Regions from separate parts of the Homo sapiens genome. Here all the other regions are linked to region 3. The links are chromatin contacts, found by Hi-C or POLR2A ChIA-PET in ENCODE. All regions are on one chromosome and are shown on one strand. Each heading gives the region's core, a stretch centred on a gene start or an enhancer-like site at or near the end of the contact. The rest is flanking DNA. Distances are from core to core; before and after follow the strand shown. Region 1 overlaps EPS8L2 (EPS8 signaling adaptor L2). Region 2 holds the start of PGGHG (protein-glucosylgalactosylhydroxylysine glucosidase). Region 3 holds the start of LRRC56 (leucine rich repeat containing 56). Region 4 holds the start of GATD1 (glutamine amidotransferase class 1 domain containing 1).

Region 1 (6,747 bases), core at 2,251-4,750, 170 kb after region 3:
TCAGGGAGGAGGGGAGGCTGGGACAGGGGCTGCAGAGGCCCTGCCAGGAGAGGCAGGAGGGTGGGCTGGCAGGAGCCTGTGGGCACGCGAACTTCAGCCATCCTAGATTCCTGGTCCCTGCGTCCAGCTGCCTGGCGTTGCCCCTTGCTGCGGGGTGTCCCTGGTGGCAGGGGAGGGGGAGGCAGGGCCGGGCATGCCCGGACCTCTGCCCCCACCCACCCCGTGCTCAGTCCTGGGTCGGCTGTGCTGGGAGGCAGGCCCAGCTGGCGGCGGCCCCTCCCCTCGCGGCCCCTCCTCCCCTCGCGGCCCCTCCTGGGTCCCAGCCTCTCCCGGGCCTGCTTAGCACCCAGGCCTTGTTGGCATAGCTCTCCCACCGGGCCTTCTCCGCCTGCCTCGGTCTCCTTTCCCACCCTCAGCTTCCCCAGCTTATCCCTTCCTCCCTCAAGCCATAGCTTCCAAACAAGGACAGGGCCAGGGCCTGAGGGGCCTCCCCATTCCAGGGCCCCACCCAGCGCCTATGAGGGCAGCCTGGAGCCCCTGTGACTCAGCTGACCCCTCCCCAAGGTCACTCAGCATGTGGAGCTGGAACTTGAACTTGGAGCCCGTCCCTCTACCCTCCTGCCCTGCTGGGACCTCCTCCCCTCCACAGCCCGACTGACCGGGCACCCCGCTCTGCCTCACTTCACACCGGGAAAATGACCACAGTACAAAGTGCAGCCTGGGCCTCCAGGGCTTCGTCCCCACCACCAGTGGGCCAAAGAAGCCTCCCCAGGGGGGCGGGGCTCCCACAGGGCAGGAGGCAGCCCCATACCCATGTGCTTCAGACCCAGACACCACACCTGGACCCACCCCACTGCTGCCCGGCCCTGCCTGGGCCTGAGGTCCCCGATGCCCTGCAGGCAACCGAAGGCCAGGAACCTGGCCTTCCCCAGGGGGGTCGCGTGTCACAGCCCTCCATGTTTGCGTGCCCCCAGGCCTGAGTCTGCAAGGGTGCGTTGGTGTCTCGCCCAGGTGTGTGCCTGGACACACGTGCCTGGCGCCCTTGGTGGAGCCCGCCAGGAATCCCATTAAGCAAACACTCAGGCTCGCCACTGAGCCCGTGAACATTCCAGACATTCTCCACGGATAGATGGATGGAGGAAGTGGCCATACCCCCTGGTGCACCCAGCCCCTCATGTCAGCGGCAGTGCCCCCGGGCCTCCCAGACCCTCCCACTAGGCCAGACCTGGTCAAACCAGAAAGTCCCGGGTGCTCCGAGCCACTCCCTTGACCCTCCATACCAACAGCAGTGGCTGGTGACCCCCACCGTGGCAGACCCAAACTCTGAAGCCACAGGGGACAGCCCTGCAGCCCTGGCAGGAGGCAGATGGTGTGGACCTGTGGGGAGCTGATCACAGAGCCACAGAACAGCCAGGTCCCCACAGGGCATAGTCCCCTTGGGACAAGTCAGCCTGGTTCAGGGCCATCAGGCTCTGTCCATCCCCCCGGGAAGCCCCTAGGGTCCAGCCCAAATCAGACCCACCTGTCTGCCCTGGCGGCTGGGCCTTAGTTTCCCCAAAATGCTCGGGGAAGAGGTCAGCACTAGGAGCCCAGAGACAGGCTCTGAGGATTCTGCCCCTGGGGGAGGCCAGAGGCACCTGCCCCATAGCCACCCTACCTCGTTGGAGGGGCAGTGATACTGTGTGTTGGGGCCACTGGACTGGCTCCCAGTCTCAGCCCCCACCACACCTGCCCTCCAGTCCCTCCCCTAGGCTTGGCTGCTGCCAGGGGTTCTGCGCTGGCCACCTGGCCGCATCCCTGCCCTCGAGGTGAGGAAACACTGCACCCCGGGGACCCCAGGGTTTCCTGCCCGCACAGCCTCTTCCCTGCCAGGTCTCCCAGGCCCAGGAAAGAGCCAAGGGCCAGCCTCTTTGCTGGGGCCTGGACAGAGGTGGCATGTGTGGGTGGCAAGTCCACATGTGGGTGCAGGAGCCCCTTGGGGTGCAGGCCTGGGGTGGGGCAGGAGTGGCGGCTAGAGCCGGGCTCCCTCTGGACTTCAGGACCTACCCCAACTCCAGCCTCACCTCTCCTGCCATCCTGCAGCTCCCACCCGCCCTCCCCCAACCCCCACCGCACCCCCCTCCCCCCACACTCCCACCTCATCCCCCTCCCCTTACCCATCCCACCCCCCTCCCCACAGCACCAGGGCCTTAAACTCCATGCTGCCCAGCTTGGAAGGCGCCTTCTGCCCCCAGGGCCCTTGTCAGAGCCTCCCAGTCAGCCTCTGGGGGGTCCCTGTGGAGCACCTAGGGTCTGAGGCATGACGAGGCTGATCGACTGTCAACTGGGACGTGGGGCCAACTGGGACGTGGGGCCAACTGGGATGTCGGGCAGGGGCTCTGCCCCCCAAGGGACCCCCACCCAGGCCAGGCCAGTCAGGGATCTGGCCCAGGGAAGGAGGGGAGGAACCAGCCAGGCCGGAGGAAGTGTCAGCGCAGCCCTTCTGTCCACCCAGGTGTGGGACAGGCACTGGCCTCAGACCGGGGCCACACTGAGGTCTGCCCTTCTCCCGCTGGCCGCCACCCAAGACACCATGAGCCAGTCCGGGGCCGTGAGCTGCTGCCCGGGTGCCACCAAGTGAGCCCTCCCACCCATCCCGAATACCCCACCCTCACCCTCTGAACAGTCCCCAGGGAGGGGTGCAGTTTGGCCCTGCCCTGACAGCCCCTCCCCTGCAGTGGCAGCCTGGGCCGGTCCGACGGTGTGGCCAAGATGAGCCCCAAGGACCTGTTTGGTGAGTGAGGTTTGAGAACGGGCTGGACGTCACAGGGGAGAAATGGGCACTGCATCCAGGTGGGGGACAGCTGCTCCTGCCCCACAGCTGTGCCTGGTCTGGCCCAGGGGATCTCCGGGTGCCCAGGGAGGCCTCTGGACCCTAATCAACCTTCCGAAAGCTCCTGGCCACTGGATCCCCTCCCCCACACCCGTAAGGGGAGAGGCCTTTACTAATAATTCAGGGAGCATCAATATTGATTCCGCTGCACTCATTGCTGTAACCTGATCACAGCGAGGTTCAGGCAGGATAAGCCGCCAGGTGTCTGCTCCAGGAGGGGGGCCTGGCCAGCCCCCACCTCCCCCCACTCTGCCCTTCCCCAGAGACGACCCTGCCCTCTCGCTAGCTAGATGCACCCTTCACTTATGTCTTTGGACAAGGTGCCTAGTCTGGAAAGCGAGAAGACCTGGGAGGGCAGGGAGAGTGAAGCTGGCAGCTCTCAGAGTGGGAAGAAGCCGGGCTGGGACCCCCTTCCTGTCCCCTCACCCTCCGGGACAGAAACCCCCCGGGCACAGGCTGCTGGTCCCCACTCCACTCAGAGCAAGCCCATCGCCTTCTCCGAGCTGCGTCCTTCTCCAAGGGGGCTTCCCTGGAGGGAGGGAGGGGGCTTCCTGCAGGTCCTGATTTCACACCCACATCCTTCCTGGTGGCCAAGAGGTCCACGGAGCAGCCTCCCTCCGCTTGACTCCACCTTCCCTTGTGGGTCCAGTCCCAACTGGACGGGAGGCTGTGGGTCCTGCCCGTCGGGGGAGTGACTGGTGTCTCCCGGTTCAGAGCAGAGGAAGAAGTATTCCAACTCCAACGTCATCATGCACGAGACCTCGCAGTACCACGTCCAGGTAAGGCCCCGCCCCCAGGTAGGCTCCGCCCCCAGGGAGCACCCTCAGGACATGGCTGTCCTCAGGTTCTCGTCTCCACAAAAAATAAAATAATTAGACGGGCATGGTGGTGCCGGCCTGTAGGCCCTGCTACTGGGGAGGCTGAGGCGAGGGGGTCACTTGAGCCCGGGAGGCGGAGGCTGTAGTGAGCCAAGATCGCACCACTGCACTCCAGCCTGGGCACCTGGGTGACAGAGCTAGACCCTGTCTCAAAACGAAAGAGAGAAAGAGAGAAAGAGAGAAAGGGAGGAAGGGAGGAAGGGAGGAAAGCTCCAGGGAGAGTGGTCAGCCCAGCTTCTGACACCCACGGGGCCGGGGGAGGCCAGAGCCAGAACTGCCCACACTGTCCCGGGCTCAGCCACGGGGCCGGGGAAAGCGCCCCTCTGGTTCCAGTCCTGGGAACTCGCGGCCTGGGGGGTGAGGCAGCCCAGGGTGTGCCGGGAAAACACTGTGGCTGCTGCCCAGCCCTGGATGGGAAGAGCCCCTGGAGGAGATGATCATCCTGGCCCCAAAACGAGGAACTGTATCGGGAGGGAGCAGGCAGAACAAAGACGCCCTTGATGGGGGATTCAGGGAGGCCCGGGCTGCTTCTCAGGGCTCAGACGGGGCTGCCTGCACGCGCCGGACCAGCCGCCAGCCCTGAGGGCTTTTCTGTTCTCCTAGGTCAGTTTCATTGACACGGAGAACTCAGGAAATGTTTTTTTGGGGGGTTTTGTGTGCGTGTGTGCGTGTGTGCGTGCGTGCGTGTGTGTGTGTGTGTGTGTGTCTTTTTTTCTTCCTTTCTTTCTCTCTCTCTCTGTCTCTCTCTTTTCTTTTCTTTCTTTCATTTTGAGACAGGGTCTAGCTCTGTCACCCAGGTGCCCAGGCTGGAGTGCAGTGGTGCGATCTTGGCTCACTACAGCCTCCGCCTCCTGGACTCAAGTGATCCCCTCACCTCAGCCTCCCCAGTAGCTGGGCCTACAGGCTGGCCCCACCATGCCCATCTAATTATTTTATTTTTTTGTGGAGATGGAAGTCTCCCTATGTTGCCCAGGCTGGTCTCAAACTCCTAGGCTCAAGCAATCCTCCCCCCTCCTAGCCAGGCCTGGTAGTGTGAGCTCGTAGTCCAGCTACTTGGGAGGCTCAGGCAGGAGGATCCCACCACGGCCCTCCAGCAGCCTGGGCAACAGAGTCTTAGGCCAGGCGCGGTGGCTCACGCCTGTAATCCCAGCACTTTGGGAGGCTGAGGTGAGTGGATCATCTGAGGTTAGGAGTTTGAGACCAGCCTGACCAACATGGCAAAACCTCATGTCTACTGAAAATACAAAATTAGCCAGGCGTCGTGGTGCATACCTATAATCCCAGCTACTCGGGAGGCTGAGGCAGGAGAATCACTGGAACCCAGGAGGCGGAGGTTGCAGTGAGCCGAGATCACACCACTGCACTCCAGCATGGGCAACAGAGCGAGACTCCATCTCAAAAAAGAGAAAAAAAAAAGGGACCAGGCGCGGTTGTTCATACCTGTAATCCCAGCACTTTGGGAGGCCGAGGCGGGTGGATCACCTGACGTCAGGAGTTCGAGACCAGCCTGACCAACATGGTGAAACCCCATCTCTACTAAAACTACAAAACTTAGCTGGACGTGGTGGTGGGAGCCTGTAGTCCCAGCTACTTGGGAAGCTGAGACAGGAGAATCACTAGAACCCGGGAAATGGAGGTTGCAGTGAGCCGGGATTGCGCCACTGCACTCCAGCCTGGGGGACAGGGCGAGACTCCATCTCAAAAGGAAAAAAAAAAAGGCCCCTGCGCCTGGGTACGAGCTGGGCTCCCGGTTGTGGTCCAAGCCTGGGTGCGAGCTGGGCTCCCGGTTGTGGTCCAAGCCTGGGTGCGAGCTGGGCTCCCGGTTGTCGTCCAAGCCTGGGTGCGAGCTGGGCTCCCGGTTGTCGTCCAAGCCTGGGTGCGAGCTGGGCTCCCGGTTGTCGTCCAAGCCTGGGTGCGAGCTGGGCTTCCGGTTGTGGTCCAAGCCTACAGGACTAGGAAAAGGAGGGAGGGTGAGGGAGCCTGGAGCTGGGTCCTCCTGCAGGACCAGTCCTTTCTGCCACAAACAGCCCTGGCTGGGGGCCCAAAATGCCCCCTGGTTCCCCCTTGCTGTCCTCCACACCTGCAGAGGTGAGACAGGTCACTACTCTTTGAGCCTCAGTTTCCTCGTCTGTACAATGGGTCCAAAGAGCCATCAGGAGTCCCTGAGCTCTTGAATCGGGCTGTTTTGGGTGACCAGGGCCCTCCCAGCAGCCTGGGCAGCTAGACCCTGCATACAGCCAGGCTGGTGACTTCGGCCAGCTCAGTGTCCAGGGGAAGGCACAGAGCAGTGGCCGAGTTCACTTTAGTCCCCTCTTCCTGGGCAGCTCCACCACCTTTCTCAGGGACTCTGCCCTCTTCGGGAGGAGCCTGGGGCCTCTCAGCCTGGCTCCTGGACTTTGGCCCCAGCTGGCCTGGCCTGGCCCCCAGCCAGCAGGAGCCTCGTCTGCCCAGAGGCCAACAGAGTGAGGAGTGGAGGGTGGGTGGGGCTTTCCTGCCTCTCCCCGATGAGGACACTGGGGACCAGAGAGAGGGTGAGAGTCTGGTGGGAAGTCTCTCCAGCCAGGTGGGGGCCGGATCAGATTGGCCCTGACAGTGGGTGGGGGGCACCTGAGCCCGGGTCCATGGTTTGCTTTTTTCTAAGTTATCACACAGTAAAAGCCATGTGTACGTGGGGGTGTGGTTCTGTTGCCACCATAGTCGACCCATCAGCCCCATCACTCCAAACCTGTGAATCCCCGACCTTGGTGGCTACCCCCAACCTCTGGCAACACCTGCCTGCCTTCATCACCACAGTTTCTGTTTGTTTGTGTGTTTGAGACGGAGTCTCGCTCTGTCACCCAGGCTGGAGTGCAATGGCGCGATCTCAGCTCACTGCAACCTCTGCCTCCCAGGTTCAAACCATTCTCCTGCCTCAGCCTCCTGAGTAGCTGGGACTACAGGCGCCCGCCACCACGCCTGGCTAAATTTTTTTTTCTCTGAGACAGAGTCTCACCCTGT
Region 2 (2,500 bases), core at 1-2,500, 250 kb before region 3:
AGTTGCAGGAGGGGGTTTGCGCCGGGTGGAGCTTGCGTGAGGAGCGCTTTTGGATCGTCCTCCGTGAGTTGGGCGCCATGGCTGCCTTCTGGGCAGAGTGCAGGGCCTGCCTTAAATGTTGTGGGGGTTCTGTTCTCAACAAAGGCGTAAGTTGGGAGCGACTGAGCCACTCCAGGAGGAGGTGTGGGCCCACGGCGTGTTGGAGGTGGAGCCACAGGACCTGTCCATAGGTTGGATGCTGTGTGGGTGACAGAGAGAAACCGGGGCTCACGGCCTGGGCAGCGGGACGGGCGGAGTCGTCCTCACCTGTGCTGGGGACCCTGTGGGAGCAGCAGGCTTCCGAGCACGTGCTGGACCCCGGCGTCTCCGGCTGCACCGAGTGGTCAGGACATTGAGGCCGGGTCAGGGAGCGTGAGATACCGGGACGAGCGGGCCCAGGGCTGAGCCCAGCGGCGTCCGGGTGGGCGGTGGCGTTGAGATGGGAATTGGGAATTGCACCGGTGGTCTCAGGAGGATGGAAAACCCAAGCAGCAGCTGCACCAGGACCGAGGCAAAGGGACCGCAGTTTAACAGAAAACCCAAAACGAGAGCGAGAAAACGGCCAAACACCCGTGCGAGTGAGACGTCCATGAGCCTTCCCGGCAAAACGCCCAATAAGGGAGAAGGGGCAGGCGCGGCGGGGGCCGGGGTTCCCTGAAGTCCCCTTCGTTTCCAGAATCCCTAAAGATCATTCCGCCCCCCAGGGAGGAAACCCAAGCTCCGCCGAGCGCGGCGGGTCTGTGCCTTCGCTTCGCTTCCAGCCTCTCGCTTCCTTCTGACCCGACCCCGAGTTCTTTCTCCGGACGGTGTCGAGAACCCGGGCGCCGGCTGGGGCTGGAGTCTCGCTGGCCTCGGAGCGCCCCCGAGCCCTCGGGCGACAGCGAGGCGAGGACCCAGGTGGAGGCGGCCGGGGGCGCGGGCGGAGGGAGGAGGCGCGGGAGGGAACCCCCGGCCCGCGGGCCCCACCCACAGCCGCCCCGGGACGCAGCTCGGGGTCCAGGCTCGAGCTTTGCTCACTCAGGGCGCTTCGTGCAGGGAACGCCAGGCCCCCGGACGCGACCCACGCGGCCGCTGCCAGCGGGGACCGAGGGGAGCCGGGGCCGCGGCCGCGAGTCCACGTCCCGCCCCCGGGCCCGGCCCAGCGACCGCCCCCGCCGCCCAGGGACCGCCCCCGCCTCCCAGCGACCGCCCGGGCCCTCGGGGCGGGGACCGCGGACCTTCCTGGTGGCGCGGCAGCCGGGCGGCTCCTCCTTCCTCCCGGCCCTGGCGTGGAGCAGAGGGACACAGGTTCCCACGCTGGCGCCCGGCGACCGGGTGGGGCTGCGGTGAGTCCCAGAGGCCCCCGCCCCGCAGCTCCCGGCCGCCCCGGCCCGTCCCCCCAGCCCCCGGTCGCCCCATCCTCCCTCCCCCACCCGCGCCTGCCCCAGCCGCCTACACCCCCGAGACCCCCACCCGCCCGGCGCCCCGGCAGCCCCGGACTCCCTCCCCCATCCCGCCCAGCGCTCCCCCCACCCTCCACACACGCCCGCCCCCACGTGCCACCAACAGACGCAGGTCCCGACCACAGAGGGTGGGGGCAAGACCGGGGTTGTGGGGGGTGCGTTTGGAAAGCAGGGTTAGGACTGGAATTCTAAGGTAGCAGGAGGGAGAGACACACTCAGGGGCTCAGCTGGGTTCCTGGAGATCAACCTTTGGGGTCTGAGCCCCTCTGAGAGTCGAGCTCCTTTCCTGCGAGGCCCCGTCTAGGAGGGGCCTCAGGAAAATCGGGGCTGCCCAGCTGGTTCCGCAACTCCCCCCAGTTCTGAGGGAGGCTTCAGGGGATTACAGACGGTCTCAAGAGGGAGGCCCAGCCAGTCCCGCGGCCCCTGACACCCCATCAGGCCGCTCAGGCCCAGCAGCTCCATGGAGGACGCCGGCGAGGACCCCACCACGTTTGCTGCCCACTCTCTGCCCAGTGACCCCCGTCTCTTGGCCACTGTGACCAACGCATACCTGGGCACACGAGTGTTTCACGACACGCTGCACGTGAGCGGCGTGTACAATGGGGCTGGCGGGGACACGCACCGGGCCATGCTGCCCAGCCCCCTCAACGTCCGGCTGGAGGCCCCTGCAGGGATGGGGGAGCAGCTGACCGAGACCTTCGCCCTGGACACCAACACAGGTAGCGCCACCTGGCCTGCCTCACCCCTGCCCCAGGCATTGTTCCAGGTCGGTGGGGCAACCACAGCATCGAATCCCACCAGCACCTCCTGAGTTTACACAGGAAGTCTCACTAAGACAGGAGGCCCCAGAGGCCCGCAGGGTCCCCCCTTCCCTCCACCTGGAGGCCTCCTGTGCAGCTGTAGCGGGAACGAGCAGCCGAGGGCCCAGAGGGATCCGCCTCATTGTGGGGAGAGGCAGCGGTCGGGTGGTCCACTCCTGCCCCAGAGAGGCCATAGCTTGGCAACCCACCTGCCTTCGC
Region 3 (3,085 bases), core at 410-2,909:
AACAGGCCGGCGAGAGAACCCGACTCAGCGGTGCCGGTGCACCAGAGGCCCTCCCTGCGCCGGCAGCGCGGCGCCGCCCACCGCGGAGGTCCCGGGGCTACGGGCTGGGGAAAGGCTGGGATCCGCCGGGACCAAGGCGGGATGCTCGGAGCTGGGGGCCCCCGGGTGGCCGCGGGGTCCGGTTGCCCGGCTGCCCTTCCGCGCAGGTGGAGCGGCCGCGCACCCCACCTACCACCACGCACCCCAGCTCCCCTACTCCCACCGCAACCCACCCCGAGGACGCTTGCAGCCCCGGTGGGGTTCCGGGCGGCGGGCGCAGCCGTGTGCCCTGGGGCCAGGCGTGAGAACGCCCCCTCCACCACTCTCCTCTTTCTCGGGCCTGCGTGGCAGGCGACCCTGCCCGCCCAGTCCCCCCAAACTTGAGGTTCCAACGCTGCAGAAGCTCAGCGTGGTCCAGTTAAACCGTACCCACAAGTTGCCACAGGGGAGCGAAGTGCCCAGGGCTCACCCCAAGCACATAGACGCACATCCTAGCTCTTTCAAACCCAAAAAGACATGTTTTTAACATTTTTTAAAATTGCAAAGGAATCAGAAATACATCCTCATTAAAAAACAAAAAGGGCCGGGCGCGGTGGCTCACGCCTATAATCCCAGCACTTCGGGAGGCCTAAGCGGGTGGATTACTTGAGGTCAGGAGTTCAAGACCAGCCTGGCCAACATGATGAAACCCTGTCTCTACTAAAAACACAAAAAATTAGTCGGCTGCAGTGGCGCGCGCCTGTAGTCCCAGCTACTCGGGAGGCTGAGGCAGGAGAATCGCTGGAACCCGGGAGGCGGATGTTGCGGTGAGCCGAAATCGCGCCACTGCACTGGGCAACAGAGCGCTACTTCGTCTCAAAACAAAAAAGGCGTTTTACAGTCAGGCAAACCCTGCCTCTGCCCAGTCCAGCGCCCGCCTCGCCCTCCTGCGCCGGTCGCTGCTGACCCGGGGCTCCACCCACGTGCGGTCCCGGGGGTCCCGCCTGCCGTCCGTCCACCGCGCGGTCGCAGTCAGAGCTCGGCTCGGGGCGGACACGCATGAACGCGAGTGAGAAGCGGCGACTGGACGGCGGGCGGCAGCGTGTCCCGCGGGCCGGGCACTCGGGTGCGCTCCGGCGTCCGGTGTGTGTTTCCTGGTCCTCGGGGGCGCTTCCCCCGGTGCTTCCTTTTGCCGTCGGCCTCACTTCCAACCGAAGGTCAGGACGGCAGGCCTCGGCCCCAGGGGCGACCCTTCCACCTGGGAAAGGTGGGCGCGAGCCTCCAGCAGAGACCGCCTTTACCCGCCCCGCGTGGGAAGCGCCAGGATCGCGAGGAAACGCGACACGTGCATCGCGACGGCCCAGGCACGGAGCCGCAGGAAGCTGGCACCTGACGCGCCTGCGCCCACCCAACTCGAGTTGGTGGCGCGTCACCTTCCCCTGGGATCGCCCGCAGCAGGGGCGCCCACGCACGTGCCAGTCCACGTGGCCCCGCCCTAGCGACCGTTGCTAAGGGGCGTGGCTCAGCCGCACGGAACCCGAGCCCCCGGCGACTTATAAATATTTGCGTATTCAAATGAGGCCTGGCTCCCGTTGCTATGGCGCCCAGGCCGCAACCCCGCGGCGGCCGGAAGAACAGCCTGGAGTAGGAGACAGCGCCTGGAGGTGGAGGGCGCCCAGGGCCGAGCTGCCAGGGCCGGACACCTAGGCTGAGCCCTCAGGTGAGAGCCGAGCGCACCCTTGGGGTGGGAGCCGCAAGCCTCGCCCTATGACCGGTGCCAGGAGGGAACCTGCGCCGAGGCGTGGGCGCGGGGACGAAGCAGCACAGCCATCGGGGACCCAGTGATGGCCCCGCATGTCAGATCTGGTCCCCTGAGGACCCTTGCCTCCACCACCCCCTGGCCCTGCACTGAAAGGGCTCCCTGTCAGGAGACAGGAGGGGCCCCAAGCCCTGCCCCTGAGGGAGACTCAGAGGCAATGACCCAGGGTGCTCAGGGTTCCAGGGTGGGGCTCAGGAGGGGAGCGGGCTCTGCCTTCCGAGCCCCCATGGTGAAGGGGCGAGGGCAGCAGGGGACCCAGAGGTGATGGCTACCCACCAGGGAATGGCACTAGCAGGGGTGTGGAGACAGGCCCCCCAGTTACCAATTTGGGGAGCATGGGGGCTTGCAGAGGGGACACAGGGTGGGAGCAGGGCCGTGAAGTGTGTGGATGGGTTCAGGCCTGGGTGAGAACACTAGGTGCAGTGTCTGAGGTGGGAGTTCAATGGGGTCTTTGGATCCCACAGCCTCCAACCCCTTGCACCCCCAGGCCTTGGGGCTCAGACCAGTCTGATGCTTGGGGCTCTTGGGCACAGAGGAGACAAGGGTAGCTGACTCAGCCCTTAGTGTCACCCATAGGTGTCCAGGGGCTGCCCGTGACCCCGCCAGCTCACGCCCTCCATGAGGCTCGAGGCTGGCAGGCCTGGGATGGAGGTGGCCAGAGTCTTTGGGGGGATGCAGTGTTGGGGTCCTGCTGTGAGGCCTGGGGCCTTGCACTGGCTGGAGAAAGGCAGGCAGTGGGGGAGATTTGGGCTGGAAACTCCATGAGATTCTGCTTTGGGCTTCACTTCTTTGATCCTTGGTGCATGGTCACCTTCCAGACCAGGCCAGTGAGGCACCCAGAGCCTGAGCCACTGCCCCGCTCCAACACTCCCACCCACCACCTCTGTCAACAGCCGGCCAACTCGCCTGGCACAGGGGCAGCTCTAGACGGGATGGAGAGGATGCATCTTCAGTGTCCACACGTGGTCAACAGATAAAAGCCATGGCCAGAACGTTCTAAGTGGCTACATGTGCATCTGCCTGTTCACGGATTCCTTCGACAAATATTTGAGCATCCCCTCCTGCGACTGTGGACAGCAGAGGAGCACGCAGGCCACGTGCAGGCCACGTGCAGCCCACAGCTCTGGGGCGAGGCAGGCCCTCAACCGAACACGTAGTAAGACACACAGGGCTCCGAAGGGAACTCGTCTCATCAGGAAGATAAATCTGGGAAGGCTGGGTGGGGAGTGCAGTCAGGGGATCAGTCCA
Region 4 (6,594 bases), core at 3,554-6,053, 240 kb after region 3:
CAGCCCGCACAGCTGGCATCAGGAATCTGCTCGGGGGAGCTGGTGCTTCAGGACTAGGCTCTGGTTTAGAGCCCAAATCTCAGGTTTTGGCAGCCGAGACACACGCAGAGAGGAGGTCCTGAGGTTCCAGGTCTGTTTACCAAACCCTAGGACGCTGCCCGGCAGCCCCACTGCATAGCCTGGCAGGCACTGTGGGAAAGGCCCCTCCCCGGCTAGACAGGACGCCCCTGGGCAGGTGGGAGGTAGCCTGAGGCAATGCCTGTGCCTTGCAGTGGGGACATCCTGGCTCCATCCGAAAGGCTGAGTGTGTTCCCACGGCTGAGGTGGCCACAAACAATTGCTGCCTGTCCAGGCCATGCTGGGGACGGCGGCCCCACTCCAACACACAAAGGGTGCTGTGTAGAGCGCTGGCTTGTCCACCCCGGCCAGTGGACACACTCATCACAGCCCAACCCGGAGCCGGGGCAGCTGCCAGGTCTCCTCAAACAGCCTTCCTCCCTGCACCCCTGCTGGCCTTGAGCCCCAAGCCCAGCCCTGGATGCCAGGCTTTCCCAGAAGGAATCAGGCCGGTGTCCTGCCTTGCTCAGGAGGGCATGGCCACCCACCCTCGGGAGCCCACCCAGAGGCCTGCAAGATGGTCACCAGGAGACGACAAAGTCTGTGTGTGTCGGGGGAAGGGGCAGTCCCTGCCTCCTGCCCACAACCACTGCAGTGGCCACTGACCAGAGATCCAGAAACGCCTACCTGGAGTCTTCCCACCTCTCTTCTGCTGGTGGGAGACCCATTTCTTGTGACACTGCACATCCAACCCCTCCCCTGGGTCCCAGGGGTCACCTACTGCTCTCAGAGTGGAAGTGCTGCAGGATACGGGCCAGGGAGCCACTGCTGGCCAGGTCGGTCAGGGCCCCAGGACAGCTGGGGATCAGGAGGGCATGGTACCGGGCACCTGGGGGGAGACCACAAACCAGGTAGCAGCCACATGTCAAAGTGAGACTACCTGCAGGACCAGGCCCGAGTGCGTGGCCAGGACAGACCCTCCACAGGGACCAGCCAGCCTGGTGATGTCATCTGTCCCTTTTCCTCCATGGGCTACAGCTCCCAAGGGCCCCCCTGACTTTCCTGTCTCCACACACTCACCAACTCTCCTCCCCAGAGGGGCTCAGAAACTCTGGGGCCCAGGATGTGGGGCTGGAGGCTGCCCCAAATGGTCACAGGGCTTCAGGGGCTGAGCTAGGGAGCTCACTAAGACCCCAAACCTATCTGGAACCCTTGACCCTCCAAGGTCCCAGGCACCCCACCCCCAAGGAGTGGGTCCCGGGCCTACCATCGATGGACTCGAGCTTGGCGGGGCTGGCGTAAGCCTTGAGGCGGAAGTCTTGCACCCAGCGTGCATTGCTCTCAGTCACATCCACAAATTCCATGGCTTTCCCCTGGAGAAGCAGAGCCCAGGGGCCGAGGGTCAGCACCAGGGATATCCCTGTCGGCTCAGAGGGAGCCTGAAAAAGCTGACAAGGGACCCAACAGCATCCCCCTGAGGCACAAAGGCCCCCGACCACCCAGCCTCCTTCACGGGATCTCCCAGGGTCGGGGAGCCTGTCCCAGCAGCAGCCTCAGTGGTTTATTTCCTAGCCAACCCACCAACCAAAAATTTTTATACATAATAAATAAACAAAAACCCGCAGTGACAAATACATAATGCATCCTTACTATGACTTATGTACATCTGATATCCCTGGGTCCCCCACGATCAGAGGGTGGAGAATTCCTCCCAGTGGAAACATGTGCCCCTCACACCAGGGCTGCGCCTTGGTCTCCTCCTCACACACGTGCAGAAGCACAGACCCACAGCAAAAAGGTCTCCCTTGGGCTGGGTGCAGAGGCTCACGCCTATAATCCCAGCACTTTGGGAGGCCGAGGCGGGTGGGTCACCTGAGGTTGGGAGTTCGAGACCATCCTGGCCAACACGGTGAAAACCCATCTCTACTAAAAATACAAAATGAGCTGGGCGTGGTGGCGCATGCCTGTAATCCCAGCTACTCGGGAGGCTGAGGCAGGAGGACTGCTTGAACCCGGGAGGCGGAGGTTGTGGTGAGCCGAGATCGCACCACCGCACTCCAGCCTGGGCAACAAGAGCGAAACTCCATCTCAAAAAAAAAAGGAAAAGAAAAGGTCTCCCTCATCACAGATGGGGGATCAGAGCCCAGGAAATGGGGACTGGGACAGGGGGACGCCACCAGGGTTTGGTTACAGACTCTTCACCCCTCCACCAACTGCAGGGGCTCCCCACTCCTCCCAGGCCGCGGCGGCAGTCTCCTGACCTTGCCCCCGGAGAGGTGGAGACAGACCCCAAGTGTCCAGTGGGGAAGGAGAGGCTGGACTTACCCCAGGGGTGGCCACCTGCAGGTTGAAGGCGGTGCTGGCCATCGTGAAACAGTGGAGGAAGGACTGGGCCGACACACCTGCAGAAGGTCCCAGTGAGTGTGGGCTCGACAGGACTAGCGTGCCCCGCCTCAGGGGGCTACCCAGACACCCCCATGGCCTCGACTGACCCCAGAACACGCTGAGGAGCAGCCCTCTCCCCTACACCCAAGAACGACTACTTGAAGCCCTGGGGCAGGGCCAGCCACCCATTCACGTCCAGGAGAAGGAAGCTGGGAAGGCATGAGTCAGAGGGGCACAGCCAGGTCTGCCAGAACGGTAGGCCATCCCCGGGCCTGCATCCCCCATGGCGGGCTCTTTCCCCAGCCTGGCACTGTCACCTCCAGCCTCAGCCAGAAGCTGGGAGAGGATGCAGCCCACCTCAACTGTCCATGCCACTCCCACACCCCAGCCTCATCCTAGTGCTAACAGAGCCACGAGAGACCTTTCTGAAAGGCAAACCCGGGTGTGAGGGTCACAGAGTTCAGCTCATCCTCTCACTGAACCACCAGGGACTCAGGCCCTCAGGCACCATGGAGAACGCAGAAGTGTCCTGGCCCCCCCTCACCCCTTCCAGGGAAGCCGCTCAGAGGGACCCTTTCCTCACAAGGGTTCTGGGATTATACCCCTCCCCCGCCAGCTCTTCCTAGCATCCTTCGGCCCCTCAAAAAACTTTTAAAAAAGAAACTCAACACACCACACCCAATCCAGAAGGCTCTGGGGGCCTCTGTCCTACCAGGGGAAGGACACAGCCCCGCCCACCCTGCCTGCCGGAGAGCACTTACAAGTTTATTCCAAAGTAGCGTGAGCTGTATCTCTCTACATTTATTTTAACTCTGGGGCCCAATCCCTCAGCTTCATTTTTATCTTCATTCTTTTTTTTTTTTTTTTTTTTTTTTTGAGACGGAGTCTCGGTCTGTCGCCAGGCTGGAGTGCAGTGGTGCGATCTCGGCTCACTGCAACCTCCACCTTCCAGGCTCAAGCAATTCTCCTGCCTCAGCCTCCCGAGTAGCTGGGACTACAGGAGGGTGCCACCACGCCCAGCTAATTTTTGTACTTTTAGTAGAGACGGAGTTTCACTGTTTTAGCCAGAATGGTCTCGATCTCTTGACCTCGTGATCCGCCCGCCTCAGCCTCCCAAAGTGCTGGGATTACAGGCGTGAGCCACTGCGCCCAGACTCTTCATTCTTATATAAGTTAATACATATTCACTGTAAAATGTCCACTTATCGAGGAAAAACAAAGTGCCCAGTAGACTGCCGCAGGCTCTGTTCCCCCAGCTGCCCGCCCTTCCGGCCTCCTGAAGTGCTGCCCCCAGCCTGCTGGCGCTAAGACCCCACGTCCTCAACATGCCGGACCTCCTCACGCCTACCTGCTCTGGAAACAAGCCCCAACCCACCCCCCCAGGACTGAACCCCACTCGAGGCTCCTCCCACCCGCAGTCTGGGGGCATCACTCAGGACCCCTGGAGCTCAGCACATCGTGACGCCACAACCCCACAGCCCCATCTCCCCGTCCACACTTGAGGAGCTACAGACTTCAAGAGGCAGACCCCTGGGTCGCAACCCCGGCCCCCACCTCTCCGTGGTGCGGTGACCTTGGGCTGCTCACTTCCCTCTCCAAAAGGCTCAGAACAAGGCCAGGCACCCTCGTGCTCCGCTGCTCATCCCTCCCCTGCTGCCCTGAGACCCTGCAGGCTCAGCGCCAGGGGACGCACCCCGCTGCGCTCCGACCCGCGTGAGCCCCAGGCCAGTACTGCCCTGGTACCCTTGCCCCAGGACGGGGGCCGCGGGGCGCCTTCTCCAGGAGGGGGCTCCGGGTCTCCTCAGAAGCCGGTGGCTCAGAAGGTCAGGGTCCCCGCGGCCGCCCGACCTCAGAGCTGGGTCAACTCCCGGAATGGCCCCTCCCCACACCCGGGCTCCCCTCTCGCAGCGCAGCGGCCTCAGAGACCAGGCCCAGGCACGCGGCTCCCTCCGCTAGAAACGTCGGGCCCGGGCCGCCTCGCCGGGCAGACGAGACTCGGAGGAGCGACGCGGCGCCGGGATCCATCACGACCCCCCGACCCCGCCCCGAGCTCCATCCCACCAACCCGCGACCCCACCCCCGCCCCCGTCCCCGCCCCGAGCTCCATCCCGACACCGACCCCGCTCCGCCCTCCCCCGGCCCCTGCCCGGCGCCCCCAGCGGCCTCGGCCTCCGGCGCCACGTGACGCGCGCCCACCGTGTCCCGAACCTCCCGCCCCGGGCAGCCCCCTCGCGGACGCTCTTCGGACACTGGCCCCGGCCGCCGGGCCTCACCTTCGGCGGCGCCGCTGGCCACGAGCAGACAGGCGGGCCTGTTAGGGAGCCGCTCGGACGCCATGGCTCGGGCTCGGCGCTGGGTCTGCGCGTGCGCGGCGTCTGGGCGCGCCCGGGAGTTCGCGGGTCACGTGCCCTGGCGGCCGGGGGCGGAGCCGGGTGGGACTGGGCGCCTGCGCGTTCGTACCCGGTCCGGGTCGGCTGGGCTGCCCGCCGCTCCGCGCGCCCGGGCGGTCGCAGGTCGCGCCTGCTTTGGCCCCGGCGGGTTCGGCATCCGAGCCTGGCAGGGGCCAATAGGTAGGGTCGCGAGGGTCCTCCCCGGCCGCATGCGCAGTCTGAGCGCGCGCGGGGTAGGGCTCTTGGCCTGGGGTGGGGGCGCGGGCATCAGCAGAGCCAGGCGGCGGTGTCGGGGCGCGAAGGTGCCCGTGGTGTTCCGGTGGCCACACCCGAGGAGCAGGGGAGACCGGGGGGCTGCGGGGTCAGAAGCTCCGGGTGTCCCCGGAGACTAGGAGGGGGACGGCGGGGTCCAGGAGGCGGGGTGGGCTCCGCCGGCCCAGGACGGGGGCGTCGCGGGGAGGCCTGCAGGGTTGTGGGGCGTCGGGCTGAGCTCCTGGGAGGACGGAGTGTCACTTCCTGAGATGGGGACACCTCGGGCGTGCTGGCTTTGGTGAGGAGAATTGAAGCAGTTTTTCTTTTTTTTTTTTTTTTTTTGAGACAGGGCCTCTGGAGTGCAGTGGCGTGATCTCGGCTCACTACAGCGTCTGCCTACCGTGTTCAAGCGATCCTCCCACCTCAGCCTGTTGAGCAACCGGGACCCCAGGTGCACACTCCACCACGCCCAGCTAATTTTTTTGTGTTTTGGGTAGAGAGGGGGTCTCACTGTGTTGTCCAAGCTGGTCTCGAACTCCTGATCTAAAGCGATCTGCCTGCCTTGGCCTCCCAAAGTGCGAGGACTACAGGCGTGAGCCACCGCGCCTGGCCTGAAGCAGTTTTTCCTTAGACTGTAGTTGGAGGGGGTGAGACCACGTGGAGTGGTTGGCAGACAGGCAGGCACCCTTTGAGGCCAAAAGGGCGCTTGAGACAGAGCCAGCAGGCGAGCGGGCCGCCCAGGTCCCTGGCCCCCTGCTGCCAGTATGAAGGTCCCACCAAGCCTCTGCTCCAACCAGGGGAACCGTCATGGTTGGGAACAGCCAAGGTGAGGAATTCTGTGGGTCACACCCCCTGAAAACCACTGGCCTCCGCCGGGCGCGGTGGCTCACGCTTGTTATCCCAACACTTTGGGAGGCCCAGGCGGGTGGATCACGAGGTCAGGAGTTCAAGACCAGCCTGGCCAAGATGGTGAAACCCCGTCTCTACTAAGAAAAATACAAAAATTAGCAGTGGCAGCACCTGTCATCCAAGCTACTTGGGAGGCTGAGGCGGGAGAATCACGTGAACCCAGCGGGGGCAGAGGTTGCAATGAACCAAGATTGCGCCACTGCACTCCAGCCTGGGCGACAGATTGAGACTCCTTCTCAAAAAAAAAAAAAAGCCACTGGCCTCTGGCTCCCCCTGGCCCAGCCTGGAGAAGGGTCCCTGACCCCCGTCAGACAAGCAGTGCACCCTGCCTCACCTGACACAGAGCCCTCCCACCACAGGGGAAGTGGGAGCTGGGAGCTCCTGGTACAGGCAAGGCCGAGAGTTGGGTTAGGGAGCAGAGGACGGAGCTGAGTGAGTGTCCAGTGTTAGGTGGGTGGGGGTGTTAGTGGATGGAGGTGTCTGAAGCCTCGCAGGCCTGCGGTCACACCACAGGCTGGGCCTAGCCGCTTGGAGAGCTTTCTGGATCTGCACAGGATCTTGTCCCCCACAGACACACACTGTGGGCCTCAAACCCGGGAGC

The links. A loop is a pair of places that touch in the nucleus more often than their neighbours do. ChIA-PET counts read pairs that join two places held with the same protein, here RNA polymerase II (POLR2A). Pooled maps may share reads with other maps.
Region 1: a pooled map shows a loop between it and region 3 (2.3-fold over the local background). The contact joins the enhancer-like site here to the promoter of LRRC56 in region 3. A Hi-C loop is called at or near these places in 4 of 168 maps with a recorded cell type or tissue (B cell, mammary epithelial cell and naive thymus-derived CD4-positive, alpha-beta T cell), 17 of 37 single-sample maps with no recorded cell type and 15 of 50 pooled maps. POLR2A ChIA-PET finds 5 or more read pairs at or near these places in 12 of 52 experiments (CD4-positive, alpha-beta memory T cell, CD8-positive, alpha-beta T cell, GM12878 and 8 more).
Region 2: a loop to region 3 is called in a pooled map, with 3 times the contacts of the local background. The contact joins the promoter of PGGHG here to the promoter of LRRC56 in region 3. A Hi-C loop is called at or near these places in 2 of 50 pooled maps. POLR2A ChIA-PET finds 5 or more read pairs at or near these places in 5 of 52 experiments (A673, GM10248, HepG2 and 2 more).
Region 4: a loop to region 3 is called in a pooled map, with 12 times the contacts of the local background. The contact joins the promoter of GATD1 here to the promoter of LRRC56 in region 3. A Hi-C loop is called at or near these places in 4 of 37 single-sample maps with no recorded cell type and 9 of 50 pooled maps.

The regions. Positions count from the first base shown.
Region 1 is chr11:706,836-713,582 of GRCh38, forward strand. EPS8L2 (EPS8 signaling adaptor L2) reads left to right here. Exons shown (of 21, transcript NM_022772.4): 2 at 2,495-2,616; 3 at 2,718-2,773; 4 at 3,587-3,651. The coding sequence starts at 2,573. It also overlaps a transcript of DEAF1 not described here. Among named protein-coding and RNA genes, the nearest start is that of EPS8L2, 4.0 kb to the left of the region's middle. RefSeq lists enhancers at 92-1,018, 1,019-1,946, 2,874-3,801. Within about 2 kb of position 3,501, at least 13 of the 41 ENCODE cell types and tissues checked have a DNase peak (open chromatin) inside an H3K27ac peak, as active enhancers do.
Region 2 is chr11:287,876-290,375 of GRCh38, forward strand. PGGHG (protein-glucosylgalactosylhydroxylysine glucosidase) reads left to right here and starts at 1,251. Exons shown (of 14, transcript NM_025092.5): 1 at 1,251-1,364; 2 at 1,929-2,200. The coding sequence starts at 1,942. RefSeq lists enhancers at 1-427, 428-957 and silencers at 841-1,370, 1,381-1,440.
Region 3 is chr11:535,868-538,952 of GRCh38, forward strand. It overlaps LRRC56 (leucine rich repeat containing 56), which reads left to right and starts at 1,660. Exons shown (of 14, transcript NM_198075.4): 1 at 1,660-1,738; 2 at 2,731-2,993. RefSeq lists an enhancer at 1-368.
Region 4 is chr11:772,684-779,277 of GRCh38, forward strand. GATD1 (glutamine amidotransferase class 1 domain containing 1) reads right to left here and starts at 4,804. Exons shown (of 8, transcript NM_182612.4): 1 at 4,716-4,804; 2 at 2,383-2,459; 3 at 1,325-1,430; 4 at 839-946. The coding sequence starts at 4,779. LOC124900301 reads left to right here and starts at 4,895. Exons shown (of 2, transcript XM_047427954.1): 1 at 4,895-5,012; 2 at 5,434-6,594. GATD1-DT (GATD1 divergent transcript) reads left to right here and starts at 4,895. Exons shown (of 2, transcript NR_126343.1): 1 at 4,895-5,012. RefSeq lists silencers at 4,225-4,434, 4,445-5,154, 5,205-5,304.